Linked DNA regions of Mus musculus: region 2 is linked to region 1. Evidence: chromatin loops called from intact Hi-C (ENCODE). Cell type or tissue: heart. All regions are shown on one strand. Each heading gives the region's core, and the rest is flanking DNA. Links, peaks and the distances in the headings are about the cores only.

Region 1 (5,381 bases), core at 196-5,195:
AATTAGAATGTTTGAGAATATTTTCCCATTACATAGAAAATCAGTTACCATTCAGGTGACAACACATACACAGTGCTAGACTGGACAGACTTGAAAAAAAAATCACATTCTTTGTTCTCAAATGATGGTAGGAAGAAGAGGGAGAAGAGAAGAAAGAAGAAGGAGTTTCTAAAGGAAATAGTGCAAGCCAGGCATGGTGGCATGTGACTTTAATCCCAGCACTCAGGAGACAAAGCCAGGTGGATCTCCAAGTTTTAAGCCAGCCTGGTCTACAGAGTGAGTTCCAAGCTAGCTGCACATTGAAATCCTGTCTCAGAGAATGCAGAGATGAAAATGAAAATGAGATGAAAAGGCAAATGAGCCATATAATCATGGATGGTTCTTATATCCCAAAGGAAGCAAGAATATGACTTATGGAGAAGGTAATAAGATGTCGAAATACTTCCCATCTTCACAGTGGGGCAGTGGGAAAGCTGCAGGGGACTGGAAAGCCCTAGATGTTTTTACTACTTAGGAAAGGAAGGAAGGAAGGAAGGAATGAAGTGAGGGAGGGAGGGAGGGAGGGAGGGTTGGAGGGAGGGAGGGTCGGTCAGTGTCTATAGGGAAATCCTAAAAGATTGGAAAATCAAAGCAGATCATTCATATAGTTTAAAAGGATCAATGAAACAGCCAAGGCAAACATGACACAAAGGGTACACACTTCCACAGATGTTTTATCATCCCAGTAGCTACTACACATGATTCCAAACATTGGGAAATGGAGGAAATAAGTGTGCAAGATTTGCCCCCAGCAAAGAAGAAAGGGTCCAGAGCTCCAAATGCAAAAGAAACTGAGAAAATATCTAAATCAGATGTTTTATGCAACCTGACAATGAGATATCAGAGTATGAAAGAAATTAATAACATGCTAATAGTAAGCACTATTTCAATCTATTCAGAACTAGACTATCCAAGACCACAACAAAACATATACTACAGGCCAGTGAGACGGCTCAGAGGTTAGAGGCACTTACTAACAAGCTTGGTGACCTAAGGTCAAACCCACATGGTAGGAAGAGAGAGTCGACTACAGAAAAACATCCTCTGACCTCCACATGCACACCATGGCAATCACATGCTCCCACATACATGACCCCCCCCATACATGCATGCTCACGCACACATATACACATACATACATAAACTACAGCACTATGCTTAAATGAGTCACTTTGTGTAAAAGGCCAGTATTAACTTCAGGGTATAAAAAAAAAAATCAACTGATTTTCACAAAAGAGTAGAAATTGAAATGGGAAAATAATTTACATTAGGAGTAAAGCCTTTAAAATGTGTGGAAATAAATAATTTGATTATGTGATACCCAAAGCTGTAACAAGTTAGTGTGTGTATGCATTCTACAGATAGTAACACCTGGAGGTACTAAACACCACCTTTAAATGGCTCTGTGAATTTCTAAGTGACTCTCCATTAAATCCTTAAAATTTCTTTTCAATGAAGACATTGATCATCTCTTTGTTAGCCTTATGGATACTTTTTGTCTTAAAGTCGTTATTGACAGTAAAAACCAGATGCCAACATTCTATTACATATTACCCGATGGGCTCGCACTTTTATTTGCATTTACCCAACATTCACGTTTCCTTTTCTTTGTTCTTTTTTTTCCTCCCTAACTTTTTTCTACTTCAAAACACCTATTTGTTGAAAACTCCCAATAGTAAATTGGATATCATTTTTCATCCCAAGCTGTAAACCATCACCTATGAGTAAAAATGTCTCTCTGATGTTTATTTCTTGCCATGGCTGTATGTTTGCTTTTGGGTTTGTCATGCTGAGACACACATGGCTTAAAAAAAAAAAAAAAAAAAAAAAACAAAACCCAAAAACCTTTATTTTACTATTTCCTTTGTTTGTGTGGAGACATAAACTGCCTTTCTGGCTTTGACATTTTTTCAGCAGTTCTCAGTTCTAGGCAAAATTGATCATCTTCCAGTTTGCATATCTTGAGTTCATTGTTGTATACTTGATGCTCAGTAATAACACAATCACCCCTCAGGGGCTGGAGAGACGGCTCAGCTGTTAAGAGCACGGGCTGCTCTTCCAGAGGACCCCAGTTGACTTGCAGCACCCGCGAGGCGGCTCACAACTGTGTGTAACTCCAGTTTAGGGGGATCTACTGCCATCTTCTGGCCTGTGTCAGTGCCAGGCATGCAAATGGTACACAGGCATCCATGTAGGCCCATACACATGAAATAAAACGATAAAATTAAAAAACCCTCTGACTTATCGAAGTATTTCAAAGCTGCCTCTTCACTGCAGGGCATTGGCGGAGTTGCCTAAGTGTCTGTTGACCTAGATTATTTAAGTACAGCTGCCGTCTTTTAAACATTTGACTTTATTTTTACTTCTGAGTTTTGTTTTGTTTTGTTTTGTTTTGTTGTTTTTTATTTTTCCACTTAAGCAGTGTTTTGGGGAGGAACTTTGTATTCATCTTGAGGAAATATTTATTGTCAGGATTTCCCCATTTGGAACATTTTCTCTTGGACTCATTTCTTTACAACACAGCTAGACGTCTAGATTCCAGAGGGCACAACACCTGCTGTTTCCCAGATGCAGTGGTAAGCCAGGCCATAGGGGCTTCTTTAGGTTATTCATGCTAGCATGCAGGGGTCATTGATATGTATTTAATTCAGTTCAGTTTATGAGTTTTACAAGCAGTTGACAGACATCTCTGGTGTTTTTGGCTATTGAGGTACAGCAATTGATGGAGCAAAGCCAAAGAAAAAGCTCTCTCTCTCTCTCTCCCTCTCCCTCTCTCTCCCTCTCCCTCTCCTCTCTCTGTCTCTGTCTCTGTCTCTCTGTCTCTGTCTCTCTCTCTTTAACCATCTTACGAGAGGGGCCATCCCACTAGATCTCTAAGGCTACTCTGAAAATTGGGTCAAAAAGCTGTTTTCATAGATGAGGAAATAGACTCAGAGAGAGCTGTGGGACTTTCCCTGAATCACAGGCCAGCTAACCAGTACACCCAGAACCTCCCCCAGCCCTCAGCATATGACCTCTCTACAGCAGCTGCATGGGTGAAGAAATACATTAATGGATGAAAACACAGTGGAGCAGACTTGGTCATGTTTAAAATCATGTACGGTTTTTGGTTGTTTTTTTTTTTTTTAATTTTTGACCAGATCTTGATTTTTATAGAAAACACAGAATATAAACATTAAAAAGATAAGCCACAAGAAGTAGGGTGGGGAATTTCAGAGAAGCTGGGATGCAGCTCAAGGAAATATACTGTCCATGTCCAAGGAAAAAAGTTCACTCTGGGAAAATTATAAAGGCTACACCTTTGCTCCTGGGCAGAAAGGGGGATAGTTTATTTAATGAGAATAAAACAATACATTGCTTTTAAAGGATCTAATGAAGCCTCTACTGTTTCTCCAACTTTACTAAGTAGGCTTCCCTTTGGAGCTCTTTCCAACACTCAGCCAAGGCTCCTTTGAGATGCAAAGGTGTGGGGTGGGCAAAGCTGGAGACTGTTGTCTGGAGAACCCTTGGCCAGTTGGAAGGCAGGAGACGCACAGTCCACACAGACTTTCCACATTCTCTGTGAGGCTCTGAGGAATCCAGCTTTGGCTCCACCACACTGACCTTTCTCCAGGGTATTTTCTTTCAGGGGTTCTTCACACGGAAAATCTTATTTTTTTTCCCCTTAAAGGACAGCCAAATTCTTGAGAGGGAAAATAATTATCTGGTTGAAACATTAGAAGAAGGTCAAAGGCTTCTGGTGGCTTTGGCAGCTTTGTCTCTACCCGGTTCTAAAGCCTCGTCCTAGGCCGTGTCTAGACAGCCAAGGCGAGTTGGACACAGGTCTGAAACACTGAGCTGGCCTGATTTACTGGAAGGCTCATAAATTCTGTCCAGGAAGCTTCCAGGTTCTCACCACATGCTGTAGCTGTATAGATAACCCACAGCAATTTGTACCGAGTGCATTTTTTTGTTTAGTCTATTTCGGCTGCAATCATGCAGATATGAGTTTCTGAATGACTCTGCTCTGAAACCAAGTTATGTGTCCCACAGCTCGAAGAACTGAGAAAGTGGTTGGGGTGCTGAAAAGCGAGGGAGGGAAAGGCTCAGCCCTTAGGTAAAAGGCTTTTTAAGTGCTCTGCTGAAGCGAACAAGACCGCAGGATGAGCTTATGTTTTGATTAGACGTGAAAAAAATGTTCTTACATGTCAAAAGAAAGCTCCTGGCTGTTAAAAAATATAAAGTTTAATTCCCTTATTTCTTTTCCATGTCTCTTCAATCATCTGACACCAGCTATTAAACAATTAAGAACGGTGTTTCAAAATAATCTCTTAACAGATTCCTTTTTATAATTTCCGGGGTGTTTGATAACATAAATGCTTTTAGGAGTGGGATTTTGCTGGGACCCAAGGTCTCCAGATAACGCTAGAGTTTAACACACAGCACCATGTTGGTCCTAGGCAGGCTGCACAGCCTGACACAGAAAGGAATGAGCCCAGCTTCCTCTTTGCCACCAGCCATAACTATTCCTTCCAGTATCTGTGATTCTGAAAGGTCAGTCATGCTGTCTAGCTGACTAACTGGCAATTCATGGCTTCTAGCAAAGTCAGGCCATATTGTCACGTGCTTATTAATTTTTAGTCTTAAGAGTTTACAAGACATACATGGCATAATTTCATAAACTGTAGACTTTACTACTGAATTTAAGACAGGTTTAATTTATTATTAAAAATCTTGACTTAAGATGGGCATGGCAGCCAAAGATCTATAATATCAGTACATGGGAGATGGAGACAGGAGGATTGTGGGTTTGAGGCCAGCCTGGGCTACACTGTGAGACTGTGGCTGAAAGAATTCATGGCTTCATAAGCATAGCTCACAAACTTTGGAAGCCAAGAAAGTGTGTGTGTGTGTGTGTGTTTGTGTCTGTGTGTCCCAAGCCTTTCAGTGCCCAAGCCAACTCTTTAGTCAGTTTCTTCAAACATTTCTTAGATGTATTTCCTAGACAGTGTAGCATTTTTGGTTCTATGTTACATTTTAATATGGTTTTCTGCACGTGAGATTCGAGTAACTGTCACAAACTTCTCTATGAAATAGCATACATATACAATGAAGGCGTTCAATGCATTTTTTGCCATTTTTTTTGACAGTATGCTTTTCTTAATACAGGTTTGATAAACACAGTAATATACAATAGATAGAATATGGCTAGGGCCATGAACATTGGTTAACAATCTGGCCTGCACTGTTCCTTCCTCCCCTCCCTCTCTTTGTGTGTGTGTGTGTGTGTGTGTGTGTGTGTGTGTGTGTGTGTGTACTTGCTCATGTTGTCTGTGGAGACCAAAGGTTCACATCATGTGTCT
Region 2 (5,381 bases), core at 122-5,121, 55 kb before region 1:
ATGTGCAGTGGAAGTGGTTATAAGCTATCTGATACTATTCTTCTGCTTGGCTTCAATTCTTCCTAGTAGGTGCCATGCCTTCTTGGAAGGGAACTAAGCAACTGATATGATTGAAGGTCCTATATGGAGCAGGTCACAGAATATAGAATTTAGGCCTACAGAATATATATACAGAATATATCTACAGAAGCCAGTGAATGTTCTTCAGGCACGAATTTGGAATGGGTCCGTAAGAATCTTTTGCGTGATATCTGTTGCATGGTGTGATCTTTGCGTCATACCTTGGCCACAACCTGTCAGACTAGGACCTCAACTTTCCTTTGGGGAGAATCACCCAGACGATTTTGAAGAAAACAGGATCCTGGAGCTCTATGGACAGAGGCTGTGCTAACTGGCCTGGAGGAAACTTGGAGCATCTGCAGTTTTAAAAAGTGTTCCAGTTTGAGAACCCCGGCAGTAAGGAGACAGCCTGGGAAGAGTTTAAGTGACGGGAGGTTCTACTGGAGAGGTTGTATAGGGTGGAATAAAAATGGCTTTTTATGATCTTGGGCCAAAGAGGAAAAAAAAAATCCCCAGGACAAAGAAGGGTCTGAGTTAACATAAGAAAGTTAGTATGTATGGTTTAAGATCCAAGTGTGATCTCAGCTAGTTTCCACTGTGCAGGCGTCACCGTTCCCAGACAGTCAGCCTGGCACTGTGGTAGGTAGATGACTGAACAGAGAAGGAAAATTCACCAAGCTTTCCTCTAAAAAGAAAGTTGCCTTCTTCAGAACAGTGTGTGTGTGTGTGTGTGTGTGTGTGTGTGTGTACGTGTTTGGTGTGTAGGGTGTTCATCTCTCTAAGATCCAGTGAGACTGAGAACAAGTACTAAGAAGACACAGGGTGCTTAGGAAACCCCACTTTGGGCTGCATGGGAGTTCAGCCATTCCAGTAGATCTCCAGAGATGGCCATGGGAGGGCTGAGGCAGCTGTGGGATTTCAGTTGTAAAAGCTGGTCACAGCCCTGGTATTCTTAGTAGCCATTTATGGCTCTTTTTCATAAATCTGGCTAAAATGTTTTTGAATTCCTTTACGCTTCCTGCCAGTCCCACCTTTTGAAACTAATGAGTTCCGCAAGTTTATAACCTGCCTGTATGAAGTACATTTCCTTTCATTTGCCCTGAACTTACTTCACTCTGTTTTAAAGAGTACCCTCCTTGTCCTTAAGAAGAGAAAGTAAACAGAATTATGAGATGAGGACAGATTGGCTGAAGTAAGTAGGGCAGAAAGCGAGCCAGGTGTCTGAGGTACTGCAGACTACCTTAAATCCATAGCGTAGTTAAAACAGGCGGGCAGAGGCCGGCATTGCAGGGCCAGGAGGGAGGTGGTGTTCCTCTGCACAATGGCTTGGTTGTTCTCCTGCCCAGACCCGGCCAGGGGTCCCTGCTTCCTGTTTGGGGCTCCACAGCTCAAAAGAAAGGGAGAGCTCAAATGTTTAGCAGATAGCAAGAAAAACAACAGAACACCAAAAGCAGAACCCATGGGGAAAATAAGGCAAATTTAGGTATTTTTTTTGTTTACAATTAGATACTTATTTCATTTGAGAATATGCAGAACCCTATGTCTTAAAACGAAAACAAAGAGGATTTTCCAGGGCTGACAATCATTAGTAAGACTGGAGACAGAAAATGATGTCTCTTATTTTTTATTTTTGTTGTTGTTTTTATTTCTGAAATAATTTGGGGTTTATCTTTGAACATGCCTCCCTGGACTAGAAATGAGGCCAAATGAGTTATTTGCTCTGAAGCACGTGGTCCTTTTGCTCTAGGTCAAAGGATGAAAGATGACATAAACACCTTACAAAAGAAGGGGGCTGACTATGGTAATGCTAATATGTACCCTATTTTTTTTTAAGTATAAAGTTTTTAAAACATTGATGTCTATGGGCTGTAGGGTGGACTGAAGTATCAGTTGCGTGCCCCACCCCCATCATAGTATAAAGTTGGTTATAGGAAAGTCTTGTTCTTTAATGGCAAATAGGGCAAAGGTTATATGCGGCAGGCATGTAGCCCCGTAGAGTGTGCAGGGTGCAGGTTGGGCTGTAAAACTGCTCATTAAATTGTCCTGTTCTGAAGCAGAAGCAAATACATGAGCTCAGGGAGGAAAGCCACAGAAACTGTCTAGAAATATTTCCGTGAAAGACTGTGCAAATAGCTCTCCCTGGTCATGAAAAATGCAGTTGCTGATATACAAATAGCTTCACTTAAAAGACTTAAATACCTTCCCTGCAATGCTGTCTTTGACTGACTGCCAAGAACTACCTAATGCTGTTCTTTTTTTATTTTCTCTTTAAATTTTTCTGAATAGACTGTATGGTGCATACAAAATGAAGATGGCACGTACACTAGAAGTTACTGAAAGAGCACGAGAAGGAATCTAGTTACTGACTCTCCATCCCAAACCCCTCTTTAAAGTTCCTGAGTTTTGTACTTGTTTTGAATGTCAACCCAAATAATAGAAAAGGTGGGGGGGGCAGGGAGAGGCATTTAACAATTGGTTGGGCGATGATTGTCCACACTTCAGTATTTTAGTGAACAGAAAGTGGAGAAGGAAGAATTCAAAGCTAATAATAGTAATGGCTTGCTGGCTAAATAATGAGCAGCAGGAGGACTTCTAAGAAGGCAGTTAGCCCCAGAGCGATTCAGACAGACTTGCTTACACAACGGCTGGCTGCTCTAGGAGGAAGCAAGCCAAAACCAACATCAACACCCAGCAGCGCCAGTTGCTCACAGGAGGAGTGTGTAGCGGGATGCTGATGAAGTGCATTGTGGGAATGAATGAGAAGTCAAGACCCCTATCTCGCTTTTAATGGGAATCTTGTGATGCCCCAGACCCTGTCTGAGCCGTACAAGGGGCACCCTGCTGGACTCTGCTTGGGCCCCGTGATTAATGGGAGTGACAGGAGGCCAGGCTTGTCTAGAAAATTGACTGTGGATGAAAGCAGTAGGCAGTGAATCATGCGCCCTGAGTTCGACCCCCACTGCTCTGTCTGGGGTCTCTTTCACCATTTCCGCAGTATGTGTTGGGGTTGGGTTGGGATGAGGGACCCAACAAGGATATGAGTGTGGAAATTCTTATTTATTTATTTATTTATTTATTTATTTATTTATTTATTTTTATAGCAAAGAAAGAACTGCAGATGGTTCAACTCCGTTCTCACTCCCAAGACTTGTGTTATCTTATAAAGGCAGTCTGGAGCTGCTTGTGAGAAACCGTGAATCAAAGTGAGAGAGACTCCCTGTTAGAAGCAAGGCTGGAAGGTGACAGGGGAGGGAACTGCCTGAGAATCATACAGACATTTGGCCAGAATAAAACTACAGAGCTGTCTTACAACGCTAAACCCAGTCACATCCTGTGAGATAGCTTGGACCGTGCTGAATGCGTCTTGCCAGTCAAGCTCCTTTTTCCAGAGTTTACTACAAAAAGCATTTCCTCATTCCCCCAGCTGTGAACAAACAAAACCAAATGAAACAAAATGAAACAAAACAAAACAATCATCTTGGCTCTTTCCCCCTCCCCCCCTTCTCACTGGCCCCTAAAACATTTCATTCAGGAATAATCATTTCTTTTGTGTTAATAGATTTTTAAAAGTTGGTATCTTCCTTCTAAAGTGGCAGTTGACAGTTTGACCGCTTCCTGCTTTACTAGCCCTTTTACTCTGCAATCCATACATTTATCCCCTTAACATGGTACATGCTGCAGTGTGGCACGGGAGCTCAATGAAATACATTGTACATGGAACTCGGTCCTGAGACAGAAACACTAGCTCCAACAGGGTAGTATTCACATGCTTTTTAAAGTGGCTCGGCAGAGAGTTAGGATGGTGGTTAGGCGCCAGCCCCAGGGTGTGGCTCTCTGGGACTCTGAGCAGCGAATAACTACTCATGCAAACGTTGGAGTTCAAGAATTTACAACTGGCAGAGCTGTTCATATGAGCCACTGGCTGACACGGGTCTGGCTCAAGGAAATGTCCCACTTTCACTTCTGAGGGTCCCCTTCTCTCTCTGTGATTGGTGCCAATGAAGAAATGAATCACCTCTGCTAGGACTCTCTGAATGTGGTACTTAGTGTAGCCTCCTGATTCAAGTGGTACCCTATCTACATCCTCCCCTTAGCAGGATGGATGGTGGGTAAGGGGGTGGGAAAAGGCAACAGATAAAAAGTGGAATCGCCTTTACTCTCAGCACTCACGAGGCCTAGGCAGGGGAATCTCTGGTCTGGCAGAATGATCTGTGGGAAGAATACTATGTCACATGTCAAAATAACTTTAGTTATCCTGGTTTTCGTAAGAGACTTTTTCCTGAGGAGACACCACACACACACACACACACACACACACACACACACACACACACACACACGCACACACACATGCACACACACACACACAAGTTAGCAAGATTTAAAACCCCTCATTTGTATTCCTGGATCCCTGGAAAGGAACTGTTATTCATGTGCCAAGGAACACAGCAATTCATTATTATTTTTTTTTCTTTCTTTCTCCCTAGGTACCCTCCCAGTAAGATTAAAAGCAGTCTGGGATGTGGGCAGAGCACTGAGGGAGGAGTGGGAGCGGGGGAACGATGGCCTTTTAATAGCCTCTGCCCCACTCGTTCAACACAGTAGGAACCTTGTGTTTCAGATTGAAACTCAACGGTTTCCTTCCTCTGAAGCCTTGACTTGGCTATGTACCGAAGCCATGTGCTGAGGTCTCTGGACAGATCTGGAGAGGCAGTGAGTCAACAACTGGCCTTCCTGACAGGGATGATGGAGAGGCTGTGGGAAATTGTGGTAACCTTGATTTGTAAACAAGCAATCAAGCGAGCAAACATACGTTTTGGAGTACTTCAGCCCCATTGATGGTCTCCAAACTCAACACAGAGTTTCTGTGCATCTTTTCAAATGTAAGCACCTTGCAGAACTCCTCCACCCGGGTCATGCTCAGGAAACTGATGTCCTGACTGGCCTTCACTCAGGAGCCTGTATGAGTGCCCATACTATACCTGTTTAATTTGTGGCTATTCCTCGGTGTCTATTCACCACACTCACACTTGGGAAGAGGACTAATCGTCTGTTTTGTACAGTATGCCTTGGCTGGAATTTAGTTAGTACTAATTTCAAGTTATATGATTGCATTTTTGATATGTCCTTCTCAGGGTTGTGTCAGGAGATGTGTGGTGTTCTGTCCTACCACTACCAGGGACTTTGGTGATTTGGTTAAGATGGCGTCCTTCAAGGTTTATCCCCTATCAAGTTTCTATTTTGTCTCTCTTTGAAACTTACCTTATGGGTCATATTTTGAGAGTGTGAATATCCCATTTCTTATTCGACTTTCACTTCCT

The links. Hi-C counts contacts between places; a loop is a spot of excess contacts. Peaks named below come from ENCODE experiments on the same cell type or tissue, not always from the same donor. Only the 100,000 strongest peaks of a DNase experiment are listed, where the experiment ranks them.
Region 2: it touches region 1 in a loop (3-fold over the local background); 3 of 42 quality-filtered maps call a loop at or near these places.

What each region holds. Positions count from the first base shown.
Region 1 is chr1:162,090,447-162,095,827 of GRCm38, forward strand. All of the region lies in intron 15 of Dnm3 (dynamin 3), which reads right to left. Among named protein-coding and RNA genes, the nearest start is that of 2810442N19Rik, 88 kb to the left of the region's middle. In heart, for the core only: a CTCF peak has its summit at 2,212 (motif pointing left); DNase peaks (open chromatin) are centred at 3,025 and 3,825; H3K27ac peaks cover 649 bases.
Region 2 is chr1:162,035,323-162,040,703 of GRCm38, forward strand. All of the region lies in intron 17 of Dnm3 (dynamin 3), which reads right to left. Among named protein-coding and RNA genes, the nearest start is that of 2810442N19Rik, 33 kb to the left of the region's middle. In heart, for the core only: no CTCF peak of the experiment used is centred there; DNase peaks (open chromatin) are centred at 2,759, 3,889 and 4,699; H3K27ac peaks cover 4,382 bases.